Regions from separate parts of the Homo sapiens genome. Here region 1 is linked to region 2. Evidence: read pairs that join two places in POLR2A ChIA-PET (ENCODE). Cell type or tissue: OCI-LY7. All regions are shown on one strand. Links, peaks and the distances in the headings refer to the core of each region. The heading gives the core; the rest is flanking DNA. Region 1 overlaps LRRK1 (leucine rich repeat kinase 1). Region 2 overlaps LRRK1-AS1 (LRRK1 antisense RNA 1).

Region 1 (10,767 bases), core at 2,615-7,614, 170 kb before region 2:
CACACACCTCTCAGAGCACTGCCCACCACCGGACCCAGCATGGACCAAAGGAGGAGAAGGAACATTCCAGAAGTTCTTCAAATCCCAGGTTGTTTCATGGCTACTTCCAATGTCTTGTTTTTTTCTCCTTTGGCTTTTGCGAATCTGTATTTGAAATACAACTCCTTAATATAGGAGCTAAGAGGTTTGCTCAAGTAGGGTCTCTTCCTGCCTTCCAGAAATAGAACTAGGAAATAGATCAAATTAGGAAGAGCCTCTAGGGTGGCAGCCAGCCTTCTTGTCAGGCCACAGCAGGAAAGTCTACGAGGGACAGATCCCCAGTGATGAGCCAGCCCACATCTCTGACCTGTTCCTCCTGTTGGATTCCTGCCTGAACGTGCTGGGCTGTGTTCACACCGTGAGAGCCACAGGAAACAGGGCAGGCAGGGCCTTGCAGGGAAGGAGATTCCAGCCTGGCTGCAGGAGTTCACCAGCCCCTCCAGGGAGCACAGCCACGTCTGGTCAGGAATCTTTTAATGAGTGAGGAGAAGGACAGGGAAGCTGATTGGTGGCCCAGGTGGCAGGCGAGGTGGCTGTGTGCGTCCATCCATGCAGGTGGCAGTTAGCACAGCTGTGCTTCATGCTTACAAAGCAGAGGCCAGCTACAGATGCTCCAGGCCCTTGATGAGCCTTTGAACATTCGTTTTAACCTGAGGCTTAGATCTTCTCCTGGTTACTTGTCTGGAATGTGCTTGCTTACTTCTAGCAATGGGGAGCTGACTCCCTAGCAAACAACGCCAGCCTTTCTGTGGGCAGCTCTGGTAGGAAGTGGATGCTGTGGGGCTCTCTTTGCACCAGGCTTTATTCATTTAGACAGATCGGAATCCCTTAACCCATTTCTTGGAGTCACTAAAAGCAGATGTGTTGCCCTCCCTGCAGATTCCTTTTTAGGCTGAGTAAGCCATCCCACGGACAGGCCGCCGGCAACTTTACACGTTCCGCTTGGATATCCAAGAGTTTTTTGACTTCTCAGTCTGTCTGTGGGCTAATTATTAGGCCATACACACCTGGGTCCACAGGGAGAGCTGCCCCTACCTGCTTCCCCACCCTGCCGTGGACCGGCTTTCAGGAGCACCCCCACTGATCCACCCCATCCTAGGTGGCCCAAGCCTGAATGTGGTAGCTCACCAGAGCCCCAGTCCTCACCCCCTCCCTGGCCTCCCCCACCCCACACTTGCTCCTGACTTGGCCTCCTTTATGTGGGGTGTGCAGGGCAGCCCTATCTGGTGGCCTCTGTGCTTGCTAGGGAGCAGCCCAGGCTCACTTGGCATGCATTCAGCCACCAAGAGAGAAGATTTTCTTACCAGCCATCTGCCCTGGCCCCCATGAAGAGATCAGTAGCCTGAGAGCAGGGAGATGTCCATGTGGGCCTCCCCAGGCCCCTGTGCAGAGCGACAAGGATTTTCACCCCTCCTGGTTTGCCTGAGTCAGACTTTGAAGGAGCCATCACTAGGGATTTTTATGAAATTCTTTAGTTCTCTGGGAATGGAGCCCTCCCACCACTCCCAATGCCATGTAAGTCTAAACTTGAGTGTGTGAATTGCACGCACATTTTTGGAAAGTTTGATGAATGAAAATAAGAAGCTGCTATTATTCTTTGGAAGTCCCAATTCTGAGTCCCTTCACTATTCAGGCCACCCTTGGGTTCAGTTTGTCCAGATTCCACTTAGCCATCTTGCTACTTATTGGGTGACATTTGTCATAAAAAAGAAACGAGAAAACCGAACAGAAACACATATCTCAAGCAATAGAGTCCTTCCTGAGCTCATCACCCCCATGCTGCACAAAGAAGCACACATTAATCAGAACTTGTATTTTCAACTGTAAAGAACTTTTGAGGATTGCAGTTCCTTTTGCTAATGCTGCTGGGGTTGTGCCTGGCGACATCCTCTCATCCTCCATTCAACATCCAGCACCCAGGGGCCGTGGCACATTGCCAAATGTTGGCTTAAAATCACCTACCTGGTCGTTTCAGGAGAACCGAGAACAAAAATAACTTACGTGACACTTTGAACTTTTCAGTGACTCAGAGATATTTAAAGGCAGAGAACATCTTAATCGATTATTTTAAATATGAAGCCATGTTACGATGCAAATTTGAGGTTAGAAATTGAATGTAAGTGGACAGGAATGGCTCTCTGAAGTTCCTGTTAGCAGCTTAGTTTGGACTTGACACAGCCGTGTGAACTCAGAGAGGCAAGTGGGTGGTCACAGGTGGCCCACACCTGCAGGGTTAGAGATGGAAGGTTCAGGGCCTCGATCTGCTGGTGGGGCTGGCGCGGGAGGCCAGGGCAGGGCTCCTCCAGTCATTCTGCCCCCACCCCAGCTTCCAGGCAAAAATGGCTCCAGTGGGCCGTCACTCCAGTCTCTGTGCAACCTTCACCAGCACCCACGGGTTCAAAAATAAGAAGCAAGCGAAGAACCGCTGCCTGACAGTGCACTATGAGCATTCTCCTGGTGCCTGACTCCTCCCTGAAGGTTAAGAAAAAAGTTATTTATATGGAATTCCACAATTCACACAGTGGATTGACATGATAAGAGAAAGCCACAGTTATTCTTGGCCCCCTTTCCATCATGCCCATGGGTAATCACTGTTAGCTGAGTGTGTTTTCTTTTTGTTTGTTTGTTTGTTTTGAGACGGAGTTTCATTCTTGTCATTCAGGCTGGAGTGCAATGGCGCAACCTCGGCTCACTGCAACCTCCACCTCCAGGGTTCAAGCGATTCTCCTGCCTCAGCCTCCTGAGTAGCTGGGATTACAGGCACTCGCCACCACGCCCAGCAAATTTTTGTATTTTTAGTAGAGATGGTGTTTCACCATGTTGGCCGGGCTGGTCTGGAACTCCTGACCTCAAGTGATCCACTCGTCTCGGCCTCCCAAAGTGCTGAGATTACAGGCGTGAGCCACAGCACCTGGCCTGAGTGTGTTTTCTTCCTAACCTCTTCCAAAGCACATGTATGGTTATCTTTGTATATATTTCTGGTTTTACATGCATATTCAGTTGTACATACTATTGTACAACTTTTTTCCCTTGAGGATGTCTCAGAGTTCCCTCTATATGCACCACATCTGGTGTGAATCCAACCATCTTTCATCAATGTCTTATTAAAGGGTCTTTAGATTCTTTCTACCTTTTGCTTCTAAGAGTTGAATATTACTGCATATGCCCCAGCAGAATGGCGGGATCACAGAACAAGCACATTAAAAATTATCAAAGGAAGGCATACCCCTGGTTAATGAAGGCTGTCAGACAGAAGGGACTATAATATAGGAAAAGCAACAAGGCCCTGCCCCAGTGTCAACTTCCCAAAAGAGTTGTTATTTCCTGTTTCTGGTTTTAGTTCTTCAGGTAATTATCATTTCTCAATGTAAAGAAGATGCCTGCACCTCTCTATTGCTGATCCGTTGAAACAGTGCCTGTTGACTTCCTGCCATAATAAATGAATATTTCCTTCCCTTTTGCACCCCATCTATCTGCTGCTCCCTCTGCATTTCATTCTTTTGGGGCTGACTCATCCCTAGGTTACATTTGTGACTTTAAATGACATGTTCCCTTCGTGATGACGAGTGCCTGGAGACCCAGTGTTCTGTGGAGCCCTGGAGATGAGAATCACCCCCTTCCCTGCTACCTCCATCGGCCTCCCGCCTCCCACCCAGGACTCTTACTTTGCACCTTTATTTAATTGGAATGCATCAGCAAGAAAATGCCTAAGAAAGGCCTCCTGGGAGGCTCCTGCAGGAGACTCTGTGTTCCTGAGGGCATCTTTATTTTGCCCTCTCCTGCGATCTCAATTGGAATCCTCTGCCTTTGGAACCTTCTCCCTTGTCCTCTGATGTGGTGTGATTCTCACTGCCCTGTGGTGACCTGGTTTTCCCTTTCAGAAGCTTTCAGAATCTTCCCTGTGTGCTTGGTCTTCCAAAATTTTCCAACGAAAGACCTGGGTGAGGGTCCTCTTCCATTCCTGCTGCTTGGCACTGGGTGGGCCAAGCATGTATCCCTTTCATGCATGGGACATTTCTTGTATTTTCTTTGATAATATTTTTCTCTTCTGCTTTCGCTATAGTTTTGTTTTGTTTGTTTTTCTGGAACTCCTATTAATTAAGATACAGGTTGCTTATCTTTTCGCTCACATTTTCCAACTGTTGTTCTTTTTCTTAATGTTTATAAACTTTTGACCAGGTCCAGTAACACACTGGTAATCACAGCTCTTTGAGAGGCTGAGGTGGGCAGATCACTTGAAGTCAGGAGTTCCAGACCAGCCTGGCCAACGTGGCGAAACCCCGTCTTTACTAAAAATACAAAAATTAGCCGGGTATGGTGGCACACACCTGTAGTCCCAGCTACTCAGGAGGCTGAGGCATGAGAATCGCTTGAACCTGGGAAGCAGAGGTTGCAGTGAGCTGAGATCACACCACTCCACTCCAGCCTGGGCCACAGTGCCAGACTCCATCTCAAAAAAAAAAAAAAAAAAAAAAAAAAAAAAAAGATTTGCTTGACTTCATCTTCTAACCTGTCTATTGAACATTTCATTTTGGAACTCAGTCTTAATTTCCAAAACTCTTTCCTGTTCTTGGTTGTTTATTTTCATAGCGTTGTGCTCCTGTGTTTTGTACACAGTATTTTCTTGAATTTCCCAGAGGATCCTAATTGCCATTTATTTTATTTTATTTTGGTGTCAGTCTTATCTTCTCAGTTAATTTTTATTTATTTATTTAAGATGTCAAAATCATGTATTGAAACCAATATTTTACAGTGAATTCCAGACAAATCAATAATTATATGATTCAAAGCATTATTAGGGAAATTTGCAGTCAGCTGACTTTATAGGCAAAGAATGTCTATAAATTACATAGAAAGCAACTTCCTAGGATACTAAGTCAGTGAAAATGCTGGCAGAAAAATATTTTTCACTGGCACTTATTTTTGAAGTTCTTTTTAATGACCTCTGCATTCTCTACATTTCTTCTAAGCCCCAGCTTTGTGTTTGTCTTTATTAATTCAGCATGATTATTTCAACCATTCTTAGGCATCCACTTGTGGAGGACACTGTTCCAGATGCTGGGGACACAGCAGGAGTGTGGCCTCTGCCCTTACAGGGCTTCCAGTTGTAGCAGGAAAAGTAGACAGCAAAGAACAAGAGAGCTGAGCAAGGTAGCTCATGCCTGTAATCCCAGCACTCTGGGAGGCCAAGCAAGTGGATCACTTGACTTCAGGAGTTTGAGACCAGCCTGGCCAACATGGCAAAACCCCATCTCTACAAAAAAAAAAAAAAAAAAAAAAAAAATTAGCCGGTCGTGGAGGCACACACCTGTGGTCCCAGCTACTTGGGGGTGCTGAGGTGGGAGGATTGTTTGAGCCTAGGAGGCAGAGACTGCAGTGAGCAGAGATCACACCACTGCATTTCAGCCTGGGTGACACAGCAAGAAACTGTCTCAAAAAAAAAAAAAAAAAAAAGGAAGGAAGAAGAAAACCAGAGAGTGATGCTCAATGAAGCATTAGAGTAAGATCATGTACAAAAGAGGCACAGTGTGGCCATTTTGATTTATTATTAGGTAAGACATTGATGTTGAATCTCAGGTCTGCTCAGTTGACCAGAAGGAGGCAGCCACAGGAAGGCTGGGAAGAAGAGGGTTTATTGAACATACTGAAAATAACAGAGAATGATCTGCTCAGCCCTCCCTCTTGTGCCTGGTCTTAGTCCTACACTCCAGGCTATGTCAGAGCCTGCTATGGTCAGGGCTCTGGGAAGCCAGGAAAATGTCCTCATGATGTTTCTATTCCAGCAGGGGAAACACAGTAAATAAACCTGCACTCTACTGTCAGGAGTGAACAGGGCCATGACAGAAATCAACCAGGTTGCAGGGATGGAGAGTGACAGGCATAGGGCACTACTGCTGGTCAGAGATCAGGGAAGGTGTCTGGGGGGAGGTGGCATTTACACAGAATGAAGTGAATGGAATCAGGTCAGTCCTGTAAAGGAGCTGGGGAAATGGTGCTCCTGGCAAGGCATCAGTGAGTGCAAAGGCTGGGCAGCGGGAATGAGCTCGGTAGGTTTGACTGACCGCAAGATGGCCTGTGCAGTTGGGGCAGAGTGAGAGAAGCACCAAATGGGGCTGGAGAGGTAAAGCCTTCACAGCAGGAGTGTAGATTTTGTTCCAAGGCTGATGGACACATCTGAGGAGCTGCATGGTTTTATTTAGGGAATTAGAAGGCTATTGCCAGAGCCCTGGAGAGAAGGCACCAGGAGGGCCAGGATGGTGGGGTAGCAGTGGGAGGAAGAGAATGCACTGGGAATAGGTCTCAAAATAAAGCTATCAGGACTTGTGTGGGTATCCACACACAAGTATGTAACAAACCACCCTATCACTTGCTGGCTTAAAAGAACAACGAATGATCATTTCCCAGGTTTCTGTGGGTCAGGAATCTAGGCAGGGCCCAGCTGGTGGTTCTTCTTGCTTCACTCCCATGTCTGGCCCCTCCGTGCTCCTCCACATGACTTCTCTCTCTTCCACACACCTTCTCATCCACCGCATGTCTAGCCCAAGCTTCTTTACAGCCTACTGCCGAATTCTTGGAGTTTAGCAGCAGAAGCCTCTAGGCCTCCCAAGGCATAGGCCTAGACCTGGTACAGCATCACTTCGGCCACTACCTGTGGGTCAAAACAAGTCAAAGGCCAGTCCAGATTTAGGCCGGCACAGGAAATAGACTCTACCTCCTGGTGAGAGGAGCAGGCTTTGATACGGGTTAGGTGAGTGACGAGTAAAGGAAGGAGGGATCAAAGATGTACCCATCACTCAGATTTAACCAACATTCGTTATTTTGTCATTTTTGCTACAAAGAAAATATTTTAAGAAGTCAAACCTTACAGGTACAGCCAGAACGCCTTTGGATCTCTCCCTGATCACTGCTCTCCTTCAACTCCAGGGGTAGCCATTATTCTGAAGTTAGTCTGAACCCTTTATGGCTGTATGTGTGTGTGTGTCTGTAAATACATGGTATCATTTCTGCCTTGCCAGGTGGATTCCCCCTGGGCTACCATCTATTGCGCAGGGGTTGGCATGAACTCCACAATGTCATCCACTGAGATTAGGGAATAGGCTTTATTAAGAGAAAGAAAATCACAAAGCCTGAATCTGCAAGATGGCATGGCATGTGGCCCCCAGCCTCTCCTTTAACAAGAAGCTATGCCAGGGCATCTACTGGATAGGGCTGGATGGGGCTGGGTTCTACTCCAGCCAAGGGTCCAGCCTGGGTCTTCCCTCTCAGAGCCCAGCCTGTCAATAGCATGCTAGCTGTGGGTGCTGGCTGCTTCTATGGGGCAACTTGGGGTCTGTGGGATGTGCAGTCCTCTATGATGAGCCACTAGACCCATGGGAAACTGAGCTTGGGTGCTATCACTTCAGCTGGGAGAAGGAGGCATCTCAGCTGGCTCATTGTCCAGCTGTGGTAGGGATGGGGTAACCAGAGTCCTGTTTTGTCAATCCTGCTCCTTTCAGAACAGTTTCCATACTAAAAATGTTGGATTAAATATTTTCATACTATGCCAGTCTTTTTGCATCTTGCTTCTTCAACCAACATAAGTTTGATAATATAAGTATGTCCTATATTTTCCAAGAAGCAGAATACATCACTTTGCCTATAAAACCATACAGGCCTGGTGCTTTTTAATGGGTAGATGTCTCACTATTGATTCTCTGTCTTTAAAGGTTATAGGTTTATGTAAATGTTCTATTTCTTCTTGAGTTATTTTATGCAATACAATTTTTAGATAGTTATCCATTTAATCTAGATTTTCGAATATTTTAGCATGAAGTTGATAATGGTTCAGGATTTTAAAATATATTTTTAAACTATCTTATTCATTTTTAATAGATGAATCATATACTTACACACAATTTAAAAGAAGTACAAAAGGGAATACAATAAAAAGTACCCATTCCCGCCCCCTACCCAAACTTACTACCAATTGCCGTCTCTTCCAAAGAATCAGGGCTACTATTTAGTTCCCCTTTTTTATTGGCCTCAGAAACCACAGTTTTTAGGCCTGGACTCAAAATGGCACATTTTTCTCTTTTCATAAGTCTTTAGCTACGTGGAACTTTAAAATGTTATATTTTTGTCTTAGATTTCTTTTTTTAAAATGTTTATTTATTTATTTATTATTTTATTTTATTTATTTATTTTGAGGCGGAGTCTCACTCTGTCCCCCAGGCTGGAGTGCAGTGGCGCGATCTCAGCTCACTGCAAGCTCTGCCTCCCAGGTTGATGCCATTCTCCTGCCTCCACCTCCCAAGCAGCTGGGACTACAGGCGCCCGCCACCACGCCCGGCTAATTTTTTTGTATTTTTAGTAGAGACGGGGTTTCACCGTGTTAGCCAGGATGGTCTCGATCTCCTGACCTCGTGATCCGCCCGTCTCGGCCTCCCAAAGTGCTGGGATTACCGGCGTGAGCCACTGCGCCCAGCCTATTTATTTCTTTATTTATTTACTTACTTACTTAGAGACAGGGTCTCACTCTGTCACCCAAGCAGGAGTGCAGTGGCGACCTCTCGGCTCACTACAGCCTTGACAGCCTGGGCTTTAGCGATCCTCCTACCTCATCCTCCTAAGTAGCTGGGACTACAGGCGCACACCACCATGCTTGGCTAATTTTTGTATTTTTTTTTTTTTTGTAGAGATGGGGGTTCACCATGTTGCCCAGGTTGGTCTCGAACTCCTGAGCTCAAGCAATCCACTTGCCTCAGCCTCCCAAGGTGCTGGGATTACAGATGTGAGCCACCACACCCGGCCACTTTTTAAAATTTTTTATTACAGAAACTTTTGAACACAGTACACAAGTAGAGAGAATATTAAAATGCACCCCTTTGTACCCATTACCCAATTTCAGTAATTATCACACATGGGCAATCTTTTTTTTAACCCTCTTGTTTTTAGTTGACATGTAATAATTGTGCTTGTCTATGGGATACAGAGTGATACTTGGATACATGTATACAATGTGTAATGATCAAATAAGGATAATTAGCATATCTATCACCGCAAACATTTTTCATTTCTTGGTGTTGGGAACATGCAAAAGCCACTCTTCTAGCTTTTTGAAAACAGACCACAAACTATTGTTAACTCGATTCCCCCTCCAGTGCTCTGGTGCACTGGAACTTACTCCTCCCATGCAGGTAACCCACCTTCTGCCATCCTCCCTCCTTCCCCCACATGGCCAATCTGCATCCATGTAAACCCCCTTCTCTCTCTTTCCAGATGATTTAGAACCCAATTCCATACTTATAGCTTAAGAAGTCTAGAAAAGAAAAAACAAAATACATTTAACATACGTTTAAATGTATGTTTAAAAGTGTATGTTAATGTATGCCCACAATAGCATGCTGTTGACAGGCTAGGCTTCTGAGAGGGGAGACCCAGGCTGGACCCTTGGCTGGAGAGGGCCGGGTGTGGTGGCTCATGCCTGTAATCCTAGGACTTTAGGAGGCTGAGGTGGGTGGATCACCTGAGGTCAGGAGTTTGGGACCAACCTGACTAACATGGAGAAACCCCATCTCTACTAAAAATACAAAAAACTAGCGAGGCATGGTGGCGGGCACCTGTAATCCCAGCTACTCGGGAGACTGAGACAGGAGAATCGCTTGAACCCAGGAGATGGACGTTACAGTGAGCCCAGATCATGCCATTGCACTCCAGCCTGGGCAACAAGAGTGAAACTCCATCTCAAAATAAATAAAAAAGTCAAAATATCAAATATCTAGTCAGTGTTCAAATGTCCTGCATTGTCTCTGTTTTTATCACTGGTTTGTTTGGGGCAGGTTTGTTGAGTCAGTGCCCTTGCATGCTGGGACATGGGACAGTACAGTTCCTAAGTCTCTTAATTTCTATCTTTCTCCCTCAATTTCTTTTTCATTGCAGTTTCTTTTGTTGATAAAGCCATATTGTTTGTCCTTTGCAATTTTCCACAGTCTGGATTTTTGGCAATTGCATTTCTATGTGTGGCCTGACATGTTCCCACCTTCCCTATGTTTTTGTAGATCCAGAGGCCTGATTAGATTTAGTAAGATGTTTTGGCAAAAATGCCCAATAGATGGTGGGTTCTTCCTCCTGCATCACCTAGTCACAGAATGTCTAATTGTCTCTCTCTGATGTTTAGAGTTTTTTAATGATTTTCAGTGGTGTCAGCGCAATCACTCTTTATAAACGTCCTAATGGTTTTTCGACTTTTCACACAATGGTTTTATCAGTCATTGATGGTTGCTTAGATCAATTATTTAATTTGAGGTTGCAAAGTGGTGTTATTTTAAGTCTATCTTACCTTCTTCATTTATCAGCTGAAAGTGATCTCTAAAGAAGAAATTTCTTCCATTAACTCTGTGGTACCCTGAGTTACAGTTTGTACAGCAAAGTCGGGGTAAATAGTTGGGTTTTTTTCTCTTAGTTTTCTTATTCATTCTACTGAAAATAAGTCAATTCCCTAGCACCTTTTGAAGGCGGCCAATGAAGGTGGGGTTTTTTTTCCTTAGTATCATTATGAACTCATGAATTTTAATTTATTTGATTCTTGATGCTAACGCTGTTCCTCTTTTGCCAGTAGGCCCCCTGAGTAGGTTCCTCTATCTTTTGGCATGACCCCAGAAGTCTTTGATAACTTCCTTGCTTTCTGATGTGACAAGACATCCAGGGCCAGATTGTCCATATCCTGCCCCGGATGCACGATGCACTGTT
Region 2 (10,767 bases), core at 3,222-8,221:
CCGGCAAGGCCTCAGTTTCCTCAACGTTCTCACCTGTGAAATGGGAAAGATAGTATCTCACAGGACTACTGTGAAGGTTCATTAGGAAAATGTGTATAAATCACTTGGCCCAGAGGAGGTTTTTTCAATAAGATATTAGTTATTTGCTCTTGTTGGTTCATAAGTCACACAAATTTAATTTCAGAAGTGAAACCTGCCTGGGCGTGGTGGCTCGTGCCTGTAATCCCAGCAATTTGGGAGGCCAAGGCGGACGGATCACGAGGTCAGGAGATGAGACCATCCTGGCTAACACGGTAAAACCCCGTTTCTACTAAAAATACAAAAAATTAGCCGGGCGTGGTGGCACCTGCCTGTAGTCCCAGCTACTCGGGAGGCTGAGGCAGGAGAATGGCGTGAACCCGGGAGGCGAAGGTTGCAGTGAGCCGAGATCGCGCCACCGCACTCCAGCCTGGGCGACAGAGCGAGACTCCGTCTCAAAAAAAAAAAAAAACAAGAAAGAAACCCAGGCGTCCCTCCCTCCCAGTTAGTGTCCATCCACGCTGCGTCTAATGGAGAACCTTCCATGTGGTAGTCAGAGCCGAGCCCCGGGAATAGAAGGAGCCATCTCTGAAGCTGCCGGGAGCTGAGGGTTTTGCAGTAGAATAAAGAGAACAAGTCAGCGTGGGGCCAGCCCGGGGCCCCCAGCATAATCGATGCCTGTGTGGCAGCCATGGTGCTGGTGACCATTGAAGGCCAGAGGCGAGAGAGTCGCAGCTTCGGTGCCGGGAATCCAGCAGCTGCTCAACACACATTGGTTGCCTGTGGCCCATTTTGTCAATAAGAAAATTGAAGCTCAGAGGCTAAGAGGCTCACCTGGGACCAAACAGCGGAGGCTCCAACTCCAGGCCTCTCTCCAGATTCCTCTGGAAGAGAATCCACATGAGAACAGGAATCCTACACTCAGGGCTGGGGGCAAAGGGTCTCTCTCGGGACTCAGTGAAAGGCTTCAAGCCTGATCTGGCTGAACTTCCCAGCAGAAAGCTGGCCTCTGCCTCCCAGTCATGCGGGTCCCTGGCTGGGAGAAGCCCCTTTCTAAGTGGATGCCATCAGAATCTGCAGGCTGCCCCGTGGCTGGGCCTTGGCACAGCTTCCTCTGCCAGCAGAGGGGGCAGCCTGGCAGGGGGAGTTGGAAGCCTGCTTAGCCACTGTCGAGGGGTTGGGAGGTCCTGTTCCCTCGGCCTAAATGGTCACTCTTGTCAGGAGGACAGTCAGGGCTCGCTGGCCTCACACCAGGGATGACACAGGCTCCAGGGCAATGGTGACCCTCACGGCCTCACCTCACCAGGGAAGCTGTCAGACACAGGCTCCAGGGCAATGGTGACCCTCACGGCCTCACCTCACCAGGGAAGCTGTCAGACACAGGCTCCATGGCTCGTTGCTTGGCCAGATCCCACGAACAAAGCTCGCTCCGGAGCGCCCCTCCACCATGACGGCTGGGGCCCTCGGTGCCAGGGGAAGTGAGACGATGCAAACCTCTGGTCCTCAGGCCCCTCCGGAGATGAGTATTAATTACCCGAAGGCAGGCCGGGCCAAGCTCATTCATTCCCAGCCGGTTTCAAGACCCGGGGGAAGCAGGATCCCGCTGAGGGATACAGGTGGAAAGGAAGGATGAGAGTCCTGGGGTCCCCCTCCTGCCCCTAGACCACCCGAGACTGACCAGCTCGGGACCGAACAGCTGTGTGCCAGAAGCTCTGAGAGCCTGGTGCGGGCACACGCTGTGGAAGTTTCCTCGGAAGCAGCCCCACAAGCGATTCCACATTCCAGGCTGGGACCCCGCAGCCTCCCAGCCTCCTCACCCGCAGTGGGGAAATAAAGCTTCAGGGGTTGTTGGGGATGAGGAGCGGATTTTAGGGAAGCGCTCTAGCTGCCCCACATTGAAGGAGAGCAGACAGCGCTTCCCTCCCCATCTCCAATCGCATAAACAGGGCTCTGTGAGGACCCCCACAAATCTCACTATTGCTCCCCTGCAGCACTGGACACACCACGGATCCACCCCTCCTGAGGATGCCCGATGGTCTGGCACACAGCTGGTGAGAGGTGAAGCCAACTGGACTTCCTGGGTGGAGCAGAGACTTGGAGAACTTTTCTGTCCTACAGGAGGATTGTAAAACGCACCAATCAGTGCTCTGTAGCTAGCAAGAGGATTGTAAAATGCACCAATCAGTGCTCTGTAAAACGCACCAATCAGCATTCTGTAGCCAGCAAGAGGATTGTAAAATGCACCAATCTGCACTCTGTAAAACACACCAATTAGCAGGATCCTAAAAGTAGCCAATCTAAGGGAGGATTGAAAAAAGGGCATTCTGATAGGATAAAAATGGAACATGGGAGGGGACAAATAAGGAAATAAAAGCTGGCCATCCCCAGCCAGCACTGGGATGGCAGAGTGAAGGTAAGGCTAGGCGCATTGCCAAAGTCAAACCAAAAGTTGAGTGCTGTGGGCCACACAGCCTGGACAGCTGTAGGGGGGCCCGAGGACCCAGCTAGAGGGAGGCTCGAGGCACCAGCCCTTAAGGAAATGAGTTCACCAGGTCAAGGACAGTCAGCATGACTGTCCCCAGGGAGTGTGAAGTGGAGCACCTCCTGGAGAGCTCAGTGCCCAGAAATGAGGATCATTTGGAAGCAGCCTGTTGGGTCTCAGGGAACCCATGCCGGATCACCAGGAGGGCAGTGGTCAGGTCGCATCCTCCCAGCTGCGTCCCCTCCTCTCCCACACTGCCCCTTCACTAGGGGTCAGACCTGAGCAAGAGGAGGATGAGAGAAAAGAGAAGATGGCAACATCACCCCTTCCCCAACCCTGGGCTCCTTGTGAACATCACCGGTGGCTGAACAGGTGCAGGCTGAACAGGAGGATGCCCCCACCCCTGGCAGCCATGGGGTGCCTCCACAGAGAATGGTGACTTTGAGGTGGGTTCAAAGAAGTAGGCTTTGCTCTAGATTGGGTGCTCTCAAGGAGCGGGGACAGGCCTCTGATGGGACACCCCTATACATCTTATCTGCAGGGAGGGCAGCCCACAGCAGGGAAGGAAGCAGCCTCACTCAGTTTAACCCAGAGAGGGCATCTGCTGCTGTTGGCTTGCACTGTGACCTGGCTTTTGTCTGTGCTTAGACACGACTGCAGGGTGGCCTTGTTGCACTTCCCAACGGTTGCAGGGGACCTTGTTGGTGCTCTGTGAGGACAGCAGGGCAGGGCTGGGAGTGCCAGGACAGCTCCTAACAACACAAGGCCCAGCTCTAGGGGCCTGGCCAGCTCCTAGACACCAGGGGCTGCTTTGCTCCTTCTCAGTGATGCCCACGAGCCTCAGTGTGGCCTGCAAGGCCCTGTCTGGTCTGATGTCTTAGCGCTCAAAACTCATAGGTTGGTCAGGGGCGGTGGCTCACACCTGTAATCCCAACACATTGGGAGGCTAAGGTGGGTGGATCACCTGAGGTCAGGAGTTCAAGACCAGCCTGGCCAACATGGCGAAACCCCATCTCTACTAAAAATATAAAAATTAGCCAGACATGGTGGAATATGACTGTAACCCCAGCTACTCGGGAGGCTGAGGCAGGAGAATTGCTTGAACCCAGGAGGTGGAGGTTGCAGTGAACCAAGATCACGCCACTACACTCCAGCCTGGGCAACAGAGTAAGACTCTGTCTCAAAAAAAAAAAAAATAAAAAGACCTGTAGGCCAGCTGTGCCACAGCCACACTGGACAACCTTCCTCCCCCCGCTGCCAGGCGCCCCTTCCGGAGCTCCCACTCACACTCCCCCCTCCACCCTCCAGAACCCAACTGTCTCTCCTCTCAATGTCCCCAGAATGAGTTCTCCCAGCAGCATGCCTGTCCTACCTCTGGCGTAATTGTACATTTGTTCCTGTGGTCCCCTTGCCACATCAGCCCCTCGTAGACTATAAACAACACCAGAGCCGACGCTTTTTCTCCTTTGCCTCACCATTGCATTCCCAGCACCATTTCAGTGCCTAGCACTTGATAATTGTTGAATAATAAGCCCAGAGAGACAAACAGGCAAGAGTCACTGGGAGTGCTGCCCGAAGCAAGGTGTTGGGAAGCGGGTGTGGGTTGGGGAAGAGATGCTGTGATCGGCTGGTGATGTCTGCCCTGGGTGTGGAGTGGGAGGAGGTGACACAGGCACCACTGCTGGAACCATGCCCTTCAAACCACAAAGCCCAGAACACTCTCCCAGGCGGGACACAGAGGACTCCAGAGTGACAGTCCCCATGCCCACAAATTGCATTTGCACCTTTGGAAGATCCTCTGATAAATTTAAAGCACGCATCGTCATTACTTTCCAAAATGGTTAGAAATGGGAGAAGACATCCAGGCTGATAAGGCCTTCTCCTCCAGGACAGGAGATTTTTGCTTGGAAAGGGCTACTATCTACTTTGAACACTAATTAGAATATGGACTTTTTGCCAACATTAGAGAATTTCTTAGCTCCCTTCAAAGCCCACGCCCTAACAGGAGCTGAGTAGGCATCCGCATCAGTTCCAAATGAAAGGCAACTTCACTTTCCGATGCATTTTGGAGCCACCGACCAATACAAAGTCAGATGAGCAAGTGGCAACATGGCAGCTGCCCCGTCCCACAGATGGTCCAGGGCTGCAGCCAGGTTTTAGGCAGCAAATGTTGATTGCACTTGTCATAATGCTGGGAAAGAATGTGCAGCTATCCCAAGCTTTCTTAAGCACTTTTTTTTCCCTGTCATAATCCGGAAACCAGTCAGCCTTGGGTCACCCGTCTACACTCCAGCTTTACTTACAGAATTGGTGCCTACAGAGTATCCTCGTGTGCAATCACCCCCTCGTCACCCAGAACCAAGTGACAAACAGAGTATCCTCATGTGCAAGCACAGGACTCACCCCTCGTCACCCAGAACCTAGTGACATTCCCCGCAATGGCATGGCAAGCGCCTCCTTAACAGCCAGTCTTGGGATGAGACTAGCAGGGGTCCAGATTCAAAAAGAAATCCTCCACTAAGTGGTGTCCCAAACCACACAAACCCTTCATGAGTCGGATGTCACCACAGTTGGCACTCACTGGTGTGGCCTTCCAGAACGTGAGCTGACTGTCCCGCCTTCCACAGGCCACACCCTGGCAGGGGTTTACCTGAAGCCAGATGGCTTGTACCAAAATATCCCCACTCTTTTAAAGAGATGGGGTCTCACTCTGCTGCCCAGGCTGGAGTACAAGGGCGCAAATCATAGCTCAATGCAGCCTTATACTCCTGGGTTCAAGCTATCTTCCCTCCTCAGCCTCCCAAGTAGCTGGAACTACAGGCACACACCTCCATGCCCAGCTAATTTTTTTTCCTTTTGTGGACACAGGGTCGAGCTATGTTGCCTAGGCTGGTCTTGAACTCCTAGCCTCAAGTGATCCTGCAGCCTTGGCCTCCTAAGTGGCTGGGACTATAGTCATGAGCCACATTGCCTGGCTCCAAATGTCCTACTCTTGACAAACTAATCCTGACGCTTATACTGTTTATCATCCGATGTCACCCTGATGAGAGATGACAAGGAATGGTGATGATCTGGGTTTTCGCCAGGAAGCCCCGGGCTGGCATTTCACAGGCAAATGTCCCATGGCTCTTGGAAGACTTGGGGAACCTGACTCATGTGATCAAACTCACAGCAGACTTCAGTGTTGAAACAGAACTGCCAAATTGTTAATTTACTTTGAGAGGTGCCTTTTCAAGGAGCTAAATGAATGGATTCCCCCAGAAGGATTTCTGGCTGGAATTTCCAGAAAGCTGAGTCATTGGAATGGCACCTGATGGGCCTCAGAGGGGATCTCAGGGGTTGAGGAGTTTTGGGGGCTGCAGACTGCAGACAAGGGGGGAACGCCATGAAAGTTAGGGCCTAATCTAGCCTCATCCCCTTGGACCTGATGGATAAATCCAGACAGCCACTAACTGCCTGGACTTCCTCTTTCCATGCCAGTGGGTTTTTAAGTTTACAGTTAATAGTGACCCCCTCCCTTTTATGACACATATTGCTAGTCTATAAAATAGACCAAAGCAGTAGTTTATGGGTGTAAATGGATCTCATGTATTCAACTGTATAACCGTGACGGGCAGGGTTAAAATTATTAACAAGAGGAGTTGTACAGCTGCCATGCTCCCCTGCTCTCAGTCAAAGGACAAAAGCCAAAGAGGTCAGTTTTCTTTTTCTGTCTTCAAAGGGAAAGAAAATAATGAGGGTGGGGGCAGGGTATATTCCATAGAGAATGCCACCTACCAGGTTCCCCTCGGATTTCAGCGTTAAAAAATAGGAACACACTTGGAGATTTTAGCAAAAATATCTGGAGGCCAAATAGCTGTTTTGGAAAGGTGTAAATAACATCGGAATTACTATCTGGGCTGTGTTTCTTTAAGAATGATATGTATTCGAGTCCAAATCATGGCAGGGGTGACATTAAACACTGAAGTTTATGGTGGGTGGATTTACATCAGCCTTGTTTCCAGTTTATTTTTGCATTTTTTTCTTGTTTTAGAACATTAAGGAAGTTTTGATTCACAAAGACAATTAGCTCTCAATGGTAACAATTGTTAACAGTTTTGTCACAGGGATGAAAACAGCTTTATTCTAAGGTTTGCACTAAATCGAGTTAACTAGCAGCAAAGTCAATGATTTAAGTTCAAATTTATAAGTAGTTGGTCACACTGAATGTGTGTGAGTAGGAGTGAGAGTGAGATTAAGGGAGAGAAAGAATGAGGCCGGGCGTGGTGGCTCACGCCTGTAATCCCAGCACTTTGGGAGGCCGAGGCAGGTGGATCACGAGGTCAGGAGATCGAGACCATCCTGGCTAACATGGTGGAACCCTGTCTCTACTGAAAATACAAAAAATTAGCCGGGCGTGGTGCTACTCGGGAGGCTGAGGCAGGAGAATGGCGTGAACCCGGGAGGCGGAGCTTGTAGTGAGCCGAGATCATGCCACTGCACTCCAGCCTTGGTGACAGAGCGAGACTCTGTCTTAAAAAAAAAGAGAGAGAGAGAAAGAATGAGAGGGGTGAGAGAGAGGGGCGGGGGGGAGAGAGAGAGAGTGTGTGTGTGTGTGTGTGAGAGAGAGAGAGAGTGTGTGTGTGTGTGTGTGAGAGAGAGAGAGAGAGAGAGTGTGTGTGTGTGTGTGAGAGAGAGAGAGAAAGGAGCAAGTGCATGTGTGCCTGCCTTCGTGTGGCTCAGGACATCTTGCAAATAGTTAGAAGTATATGATAAATGAAAAATGAAAATGAACAAAACATTTGGGGACTCTCCCACAAAACCTCCGGATTCTGCAACCCACCTCTGCAGGCTGCTGCCCCTCTCTGCACCAAACCTTCTCCTCCTACTAACTCATCATCCTCTTCCCGTCCTGCCTCGCTGGATGGAAGTGCTGGCTGACTTCAACCTGACAGGCAATCCCAGAGTTCAGTTCCATTGAATCACCCACACTTTGTTCAAATATTTTAATGATTTAACTTTCAGGGGCTGTATTCGTTTCTGGGGGCTGCCACAATAAATCACCACAAACTTGGAGACTCAAAACAATGATGGAGCCAGAAATTCCAGCTTGAGGGGTCCCAGGGCCATGCCCCCCTCCAGAGGCGCTGCGGGAGAGTTGGCCCTTGCCGCTTCGGCATCTGGTGGCTTCAGGTGTTCCCTGTGGCTGCATTGCCCCAATCTCTGCCTCTGCAGTTGCATGGCCTTCTCCTCTGTGTGTCTGTGTCTCCTCTTCTCTTATGGAGACACTCGTCCTTGGGTTTAAGGCCCACCCAGTAACCCAGAATGGTCTCGTCTCAAGACCTTTCACTTGATTACATCTGTAAGGCCCTTTTTCCAACCGAGATCACATCCTCAGGTTTCCAGGAATTCGGATGTGGACATGTCTTCATGGGAGCCACCATTCGACACTTGGCAGAGGCCAACCTTTCTCCCCATCATGACCATACATATGAGAAGCAATTGACACCTTTCCTGGCCGACAGTGAGGGTGTGATCAAAGGCAGCTGATACCATTCCCCCCACATACCCCCACCCCCGGTCCCCTAGGGCCGGGGACTTTATCTTCTGTTGCAGACTGAATTGTCTTCCTCCAAAATTCACATGTTGAAATCTTAACCTCCAGAACCCCAGAATGTAACCATATCTGGTTGATATAGTCTTTAAAGAGGTAATTAAGATAAAACAAGGTCACATAGGTGGGCCCTAATCCAATATGACTGCTGTCCTTATAAGAAGAAGAGATTAGGACACAGACACTCACAGAGGGAAGACCACGTGAGGACCCAGAGGAAGACAGTCATCTCCCAGCCAATAAGAGGGGCCTGAGAAACAACCACCCCTGCCAGCACCTTGATCTCTAGGTGAACTCCTTGATTTCTTCTGGCCTTCAGGATTGTGGGAAAACGAATTTCTCTGCTGTTTGAGCCAGCCAATGGTTGTATTTTGTTCTGGGTGTCTGCTATGGACTAAATGTTTGTGTCTTTCCCAAATTCATACATTGACACCCTAATCCCCAGTGGCTTGGGCTTAGGAGGTGGGGCCCTTGGGAGGTGATAAGGTCACGAGGGTGGAGCCCCTTATGGTGGGATTAGTGCCCTTATCAGAAGAGACACCAGGGAGCTTGCTTCATCTCTCTCTTTGCTATGTGAGGACAGAGAGAAAGCAGCCATCTGTGAACCTGAAGTGGGCCCTCACCAGATGTCAGACCTGCTGGTGCTTTGATCTCAGACTTCCCAGCCTCTGCTGTGAGAAATAAGGGGTTTTTGTTTAAGTCCCCCAGTCTACTGCAGTTTGTTAGAGCCAGCCGCGCTGATAGGCTTGTGACGCAGGCCTCCACAATCAGTTAATCCTTTTCCCCTTCCACGGAGGGGTCTGTATGCCTGTAGCTGCTGGAAGGGGAGGCCTTCCCAAGAGTGCGACCCGCGCAGGGGCCTGCCGATAGCCTTCAGACCCCAACTCCGACAGTGCTGGTGCTGCCCCAGGGCTTTTCAGTGATGTGAGGCAACAAATTGCCCTTTCTTCTTAAGCTGGTGTGGGCTGGGCTTCTTATCATTGATGGTAAACGATTCCTGCCACTTACCACCAATGAGACTCTCAAGAGACCAGGAGCTCTTCGGTCTGAGGATTCATCAGAAGCTCCACAATAAGCCTCCAGTGCTAGGAGTGGAGCCCCTAACAGGTCCAGCTCAGCAGCAGAAGCCAGCCTGCCCCTGGGGGTCTCCCCACAGCCCCTGTGTGTCAGTTGCCTCATCCCCCCATGAGGTGACACGCTTTCTGGCTCCTACCTCCTGATCCCCAGGGGCTACTGATGGACCTTGGTCCCTGAGTGTCCACGTACCTGTCTACCCCCACTCTGCATCCACACTGGCTGCCCACGGCCGCTCTGGACACCCACGTTACTCCTGCCTGTTAAAGAAATAATTATAAAGATCACAACAAAGAAAAGCGTAACATGGAAATGGTTGCCTGGGGATGCCGGTGTTGTGACTGCTTTTCTCTTTCTTCTGAAATTTACTACACACACATTATGACAACAATGACGGCCGGGTACAGTGGCTCCTGCCTGTAATCCCAGCACTTTGGGAGGCTGAGGTGGGTGGATCACCTGAGGTCAGGAGTTCAAGACCAGCCTGGCCAACATGGTGAAACCCTATCTCTACTAAAAATACAAAATTAGCCAGGCACGGTGGTGCCCACCTGTAGTCTCAGCTACCCGGGAGGCCGAGGCAGGAGAATCGCTGGAACCTGGGAGGTGGATGTTGCAGTGAGCTGAGATGGCACCACTGCACTCCAGCCTAGGTAAGAGAGTGAAACTGTGTCTCAAAACACACACACACACACACACACACACACACACACACACACACACTATAACAACGACAGAAATGCGTTTTTTGTTTGCTTGTTTTTGAGACAGGCTCACTGCCACCTCCTTTTCCCGGGTCCAAGCAATTCTCCTGCCTCAGCCTCCCAAGTAGCTGAGATTACAGGTGCATGCCACCACGCCCAGCTAAGTTTTGTATTTTTAGTAAAGATGGGGTTTCACCGTGTTGGCCAGGCTGGTCTTGAACTCCTGACCTCAGGTAACCCGCTCACCTCAGCCTCCCAAAGTGCTGGGGTTACAGGTGTGAGCCACTGTGCCCAGCAAACAGAAATGTTAAAGTCACTTATTGTCTTCATGATGCAAGGTGACAATGTTTATGCAATTTTTAAAAATTGCTGAGGTGGGAGGATCACCTGAGCCTGGGGAGATTGAGGCAGAGGTGAACCAGGACCACACTACTGCACATCAGCCTGGGTGACAGAGCAAGACCTTGTTTCAAAAAAAAAAAAAAAAATGCTGCTGTACTTTCAGCCCACGGAAGTCAGGAGTCAAGGCATGAGTGCATGTAGTCCACAAAAATAGTACTGATGGTAATGTGTTTAGATGTGTGTCCCCTCCAAATTCCATGTTGGAATGTGGTCCCTGGTGTTGGATTCCCAGCGTTGGAGCCTGGTGGGAGGTGTTGGGGTCACGGGGATGGATCCCTCATGAATGGCTGAGCACCACCCATTGGTGACAAGTGAGTTCTCACTCACTCATTGGATTCATTCATTTGATAAGGGGTTGTTTAAAACAGCCTGGCATCTCTCTTGCTCCTCTCTCCCCATGTGACACACCTGCTCCCCCTTTGCCTTCCACCGTGACTGTAAGCTTCCAGAGGCCTCACCAGAAGCTGAGTAGATGCTGGTGCCCTGCTTATACA

The links. Peaks named below come from ENCODE experiments on the same cell type or tissue, not always from the same donor. Only the 100,000 strongest peaks of a DNase experiment are listed, where the experiment ranks them.
Region 1: POLR2A ChIA-PET joins it to region 2 with 7 read pairs; 2 of 35 experiments call an interaction of 5 or more read pairs at or near these places.

The regions. Positions count from the first base shown.
Region 1 is chr15:100,929,330-100,940,096 of GRCh38, forward strand. The region is part of intron 2 of LRRK1 (leucine rich repeat kinase 1); the gene reads left to right. Among named protein-coding and RNA genes, the nearest start is that of LRRK1, 15 kb to the left of the region's middle. RefSeq lists an enhancer at 1-942. In OCI-LY7, for the core only: CTCF peaks have their summits at 5,677 (motif pointing right) and 5,881; DNase peaks (open chromatin) are centred at 3,382 and 5,512; H3K4me3 peaks cover 3,234 bases; H3K27ac peaks cover 5,000 bases.
Region 2 is chr15:101,099,649-101,110,415 of GRCh38, forward strand. The region is part of intron 1 of LRRK1-AS1 (LRRK1 antisense RNA 1); the gene reads right to left. Among named protein-coding and RNA genes, the nearest start is that of LRRK1-AS1, 47 kb to the right of the region's middle. RefSeq lists enhancers at 2,022-2,809, 2,810-3,596. In OCI-LY7, for the core only: no CTCF peak of the experiment used is centred there; no DNase peak of the experiment used is centred there.